2 separate regions of the Homo sapiens genome follow, and region 1 is linked to region 2. A link is a loop called in an ENCODE intact Hi-C map of the cell type or tissue named here. Cell type or tissue: uterus. All regions are shown on one strand. Each heading gives the region's core, and the rest is flanking DNA. Links, peaks and the distances in the headings are about the cores only. Region 1 overlaps CDV3 (CDV3 homolog). Region 2 overlaps NPHP3-AS1 (NPHP3 antisense RNA 1).

Region 1 (2,823 bases), core at 34-2,533, 850 kb before region 2:
TAATAATAAAAATAAATAAGTATTTTGGGTTAAGATTCTGAAATACTAGCTAAACTAAACATGTGGAAATTGTCTAGTCAAGACTCTTTATCAGCCGGGCGCAGTGGCTCATGCCTGTAATCCCAGCATCTTGGGAGGCAGAGGCGGGCAGATCACTGGAGGTCAGGAGTTCGAGACCACCCTGACCAACATGGTCAAACACTGTCTCTACTAAAAATACAAAAATTAGCTAGGCGTGGTGGCACATGCCTCTAATCCCAGCTACTTGGGAGGCTGAGGCAGGAGAATCGCTTGAACTTGGGAGGTGGAGGTTGCAGTGAGCGGAGATTGCGCCATTGCACCCCAGCCTGGGTAACAAAAGCAAAAACTCTATCAAAAAAAAAAAAGAACGAACAAACCAAAAACACTCTTCATCCAACAATTGAAGGAATTGAAGCCCAGAGATGCTTAGAGGCTTGCCTAAATGCCAGTTAGCAGGGTAGAAATGATTTACATATTTTATTACTTTTTCATCTTTACATATTTCAGAAAGTATCAACTCTCCAAATGTCATAGCAGAACAAGAAACACGTTCCAAACGGTTATTTCCATGGGAGACAGGCTGAAATTCAGTGTTTGACCCAAATATAATATATAGCTTCCCATCAGCTAAATTTTATAAACAAACACTACAATACTGCTGTAAATTCATCACAATTCCACATATACGGTCTTAAATATGTGTAAGTCTGTAAGGCACTACTGGTAAGGTGAGGAGAATAATGATGCTACAAAAGGGAGACTTACTGAATATCTACTACAGCAGGCAGCATTCCACCCCACTGTACAAAGTTAAACCTCACAGTAACACTAAGGCAGCCAAGAGACCCACTGTATGTATGTATGAGGAAACATAAGTACCTTCCCCAGGGCTACAAAGTAGCAGAGCCAAAATAGTGTGGGATTCTAGAGGCTCTATTATTTCACATTACCTTTTAATTCATTTTATCCCCTTTATAGCTCTAAGGTATGATGCAAAAATATTCTCTAAGATTTGAGAAATGCATTTTCTTTAGTAAGGCTGATAGGATCACACATCCTGCAGCAGTATATTTATAAAGAATAGAACAGCCTTATCTCTTTACCTCAAGAGACATGAGAATTTATACATCCTAACTCCCCTTCCCCAACACTAGGGGGAAGCAGCTAAAACAAAAATCAGACTGGATTGAGCTGCTGGAATACCGGGCATCTCCACAGGTTTGTCCCTATTATACCTAGCATTGCTGCAACAGTAAAATGGGGAGATACACATGGCCTGATCAGCTATGCCTGGCCTGGAGGCTTAAAATGGCACTGCACCTCATCCAAAGAATCTTTCCTGACCCCTTCATGGATGATGAAATGTCTCTCCTCTGCCCCAGAGCACCATGCACATCTCTTTGAAATTATCTACTGTTGTCTATTACAGCATGACTTATTTCTACAACCAGAGAACCTCAGTGTCTAGCAGAGTAGTCACATAAGTATTTGCTAGAATAAATCCACCTTGGATAATGTAACCAGCTCTACCTAAAAGGTTTAAGTCTAGATTTCTCACCAAAGTTTCTAGAAAACCACTGGGCTCCAAGAACTCAATTATTTACTGAAACGTGACAAATGCTCAACAGTGTATACCTTCAAGAATTAAATCTTTCTAACATTCTCCCAAAAATCCACTTTAAAGATGGAAGTGGCTGGGCCTAGCAGCTCATGCGTGTGATTCCTTTGCTTTGAGATCACTTGCGGCCAGGAGTTTTGAGACCAGCCTAGGTAAAATAGACCTCATCTACAGAAAAAAAAAGTAAGATTAGTCAGGGGTGGCAACTCACACCTGTAGTCCCAGCTACTCGGGAGGCTGAGGTGGGAGGATCACTTGAGCCCAGGAGTTCAAGACTACAATGAGCTATGATCATGCCACTGCATTCCAACCTGGGTGACAAAGTGAGACTGTCTCAAAAAAATGAAAAAATAGAGATGAAAGAGGCCTACAGGGCCTACAAACAACCAAGGATCTAACTCAAATGACAGCCTCCTTTATAACCACCTCAATGGCTTCCCTCTCAAGAATCTGTCTATAACAGCATGACCTTGAATAAGATCTGTTAATTCAGACACAAAACTGGGCACATTAAGTACCTTGGTACTTAAATCTTGAGCTGGTTGGTAAATGTGAAATAGGATCTTAATATATAATACGTTTGCTGCTAATGAAAAATTTCCCCTTTCAAATGTACAGGTAAAGAACTAATATGCTAACTACTATAAGGACCAGGGTCAAGAACTTTAAGATTGTATGTGACATCTGGCTGGGCTCAGAGGCTCATGCCTGTGATCCCAGCACTTTGGAAGGCCGAGGTGGGTGGATCACCCGAGGTCGGGAGTTTGAGACCAGCCTGAACAACATGGAGAAACCCCGTCTCTACTAAAAACACAAAATTAGCCAGGCGTGGTGACACATGCCTGTAATCCCAGCTACTCGGAAGGCTGAGGCAGGAGAATCGCTTGAACCCGGGAGGCTGAGGTTGCGGTGAGCTGAGATCGCACCATTGCACTCCAGCCTGTGCAACAAGAGCGAAACTCTGTCTCAAAAAAAAAAAAAGAAAAAAAGACTGAATGTGACATCTGCAGCTCTCAGTATACCGAGAAATAGAAAAAGATAAAGCACATGTAGCAGAGACTGGTGGATCTGAGTGAAGAACATATGGGAAGGAGTGTTTCTCAGTGTTGCAGGTTAGTGGAATACCTCTACTAGGATGGCCACTTAGGGCCAATGACTAGATGCTAAGAAAACAAAAAAAACAA
Region 2 (2,815 bases), core at 316-2,815:
TGCAACTACAAATGTCAGCTGACTCTTTTCTCTGTGGCTGATTTATGTCAGAAAAGGCACATCTCAAATGTATACAGTAGTGAAGACTTCATCTCTCCTTCATAGGAGCTAATTGAATATGGCGCCTCATCTTCATCCTGGCATGTGGGCATTGAGTGTAAGAAAAAATAATAGTCACTAATGACAACCTGAAGTGGGTGCTGGTTACTAGGTTTGGGATAGATGGCTCCATAGAAGAATTTAAGATTATATTCAACTTCACAGATGAACATGAGGCAGAGGCGGAGAGAGGTCGGAGAATAGCCTTGAATTTGAGAAACAAAGGGACATTTCTCAGCAAATAAGAAATAAATGGCTTCTTTCATCCTAGAGGCTGTTATGGAGAAATAGAACCCCTTTATTTGTTAAACAAATATCCCAAATGTGCAGTATGCTTTATACAGGACCACAGGTAAACATATTGGCTATGGTATTCTTAACAAAACCCATTGCAGCTCTTCTTAAAGCATGGCCTTCTATATATCCATATATTTGATTAGCCCAAGGGGAAACAGCCCAGGGAAACACTATCGTTAGAACACATACTTCATAAAAGAATGGATACCCCATATTTAAAATATTCTTACCCCATTTCCCTGTCCAGTGCATGTGGATGTGTTGCCTTTGTTTCACTCTTGCACCCACCTTGGCACTAAACTCCTCTTCTTCACCAATTCCTGAAAAAAAAAATAGGTCACAGCAAGTTTTTCAGAATTTGTAAACTTATTGAACATTTGGGACATTTTTTTAGGAGATACTACACAGCACTCCAGCATTTCTCTTATCGCTTTTCCTTCTCCTTTACTGTTTTCATCAATGTCTTCTCCTTCCTTGTTCAATTTAATTCAGTATGCCCCTCTGTCTGTTAGGACAGGCTGGGTTGTTCTCTGGCCAAAATAATCTGAACACTAGGGCCTTAATACAAACATTTACAGAGGAATGAGCCTTTCATTGATGTACTTTCAGAGTAGTTATAGAGATTATCTAAGCCTAAGCTTCACATTTATATCTTTTATACCATGGATAGTTATTCAGATACTAAAAACATTGTAACAAGGTGGACTTTACGGTTTCCTAAGAGGTAAAGTTAACTTTATTTTGTCCTAATGGTTCCTAAATTAGTATTTGCTTCTAAATCAAAAGATAACTTTAAAAAATTCAGATATGTGAGCTCTACTTAAAAACATTTGGATTCGGTGGACTTGATGTGGGGTCCATGGCTCTACATTTTTAACAAGCTCCCCAGGTAATTATCCAGGTTTGAGAACCACTCCTCCAGTTCAGGGGTCAGCAAACCTGTGAGCTAAATTCAACCAGTCACCAGTTTTTTAAAATAAAGTTTTACTGGAATGCAGACACGCCATTTGTTTGTGTATGGTGTGGGGCTGCTTTTGTGCTATAATGGTAGAATTGAGTAATGTGACAGAGACTAAAGACTGAAATATTTACTATTTGGTCCTTTATAGAAAAAGCTTGCTGATCCTACTCTTGTCTGTTTCATAATAATTTCCAGAGTCATGTTATTACTTGTGATGGGAACTAAGTAAGGCAGTGTAGATGACTGTTAATGAAGGCAACACCCAGACTGTCGTCTTCACAAGGTGATCCTTTTTAATACATACAGCCAAATTATTTTTTTCCTGAGTTACACTGACCCCTAATGGTAGAAATGTTAAATCACAGCTGCTTGATCACAGTTTTCCCCTATTGTTAATTAGTTCCTAAAATTAGGGTCATACTTACAGACTTTGTAGTAGGAGACTTTAGAAGTCAGAGTTCACTTGGTAGAACTGAGCAGGACTAAACAGCCTGGGAGAAGGTTGGCAATTTTGGTGAGAGCTAGAATCCCTTCCTTTTGCAGAGTTCCTTTGTCTTCAAAGACTGTTACTCAATGAAGCATTTCCAATTATACAGGTCATTTATTCCAAAGTGATAAATTTTATCAGGACATTATGACCATTTGTGATGCCATGTCTATCTCTAAAGTTGAAGCACAATACTATCGATATAGTCAAAATTACATTTGCCTTCACTATGATGAACTGCGAAGAAAGGTCACAGAGGAATCTGTATACATGTAAACAGATACTGAGATGGTTACCAATGGGGATCACACACATGTTGGCAATAATGAGATGGCCGAGGTGAAACCATTGGTTTTTAACCTTGACTACTGATTAAAATCCGCTGGGGAGCTTTAAAAAATTAATGATGTTCAGACCTCAACTCCTGGAAATTCTGATCTAATTGGTCTAGGGTGAGGCCCAGGCAGCAGTCTTTATTTTTTTAAGTTCTCCAGGTGATGGTAATGTGCAGCCAAGGTTAAGAACCATTTTTCTACAGTAGTGCTTCTCAAATTTTAATCTATATTCACATCACCTGGGAGATCTTTTTAATCTGCAAATTGTGATTCAGGAGGTCAGTGATAGCATGTGAGAATCTGATTAACAAGCTTCAGGGTGATGTTGATGCTACTGCCTGAGGACCATGCTTTGAGTAGCGAGGAATTAGATCATCCCTAGCCACAATTTTTATGCAGTCTCAGTGTTCTGAGATCCTAAAGTACATAAGCATCACCTGGGAAGTAACTAAACATGCAAAATTGTCAAGGTCCCCAAATTTTTACCAAATGTCCCAAGTGATTGTGAGATTCATAGTCTGAAGACCAAATACACACTACTCTACCCAAATGATATTTATTCTACCAATCCCATTTAAAAAAAAATGGCAGGCCGGGTGCGGTGGCTCAGGCCTCTAATCCAGGACTTTGGGAGGC

What was found. Peaks named below come from ENCODE experiments on the same cell type or tissue, not always from the same donor. Only the 100,000 strongest peaks of a DNase experiment are listed, where the experiment ranks them.
Region 1: a loop joins it to region 2, with 5 times the contacts of the local background. A loop is called at or near these places in 73 of 110 quality-filtered maps.

The regions. Positions count from the first base shown.
Region 1 is chr3:133,577,162-133,579,984 of GRCh38, reverse strand. The region is part of intron 2 of CDV3 (CDV3 homolog); the gene reads right to left. Among named protein-coding and RNA genes, the nearest start is that of CDV3, 4.9 kb to the right of the region's middle. In uterus, for the core only: a CTCF peak has its summit at 1,195 (motif pointing right); no DNase peak of the experiment used is centred there.
Region 2 is chr3:132,725,394-132,728,208 of GRCh38, reverse strand. NPHP3-AS1 (NPHP3 antisense RNA 1) reads right to left here. Exons shown (of 11, transcript NR_002811.2): 2 at 627-716. Among named protein-coding and RNA genes, the nearest start is that of NPHP3-ACAD11, 4.3 kb to the right of the region's middle. In uterus, for the core only: a CTCF peak has its summit at 1,700 (motif pointing left); no DNase peak of the experiment used is centred there.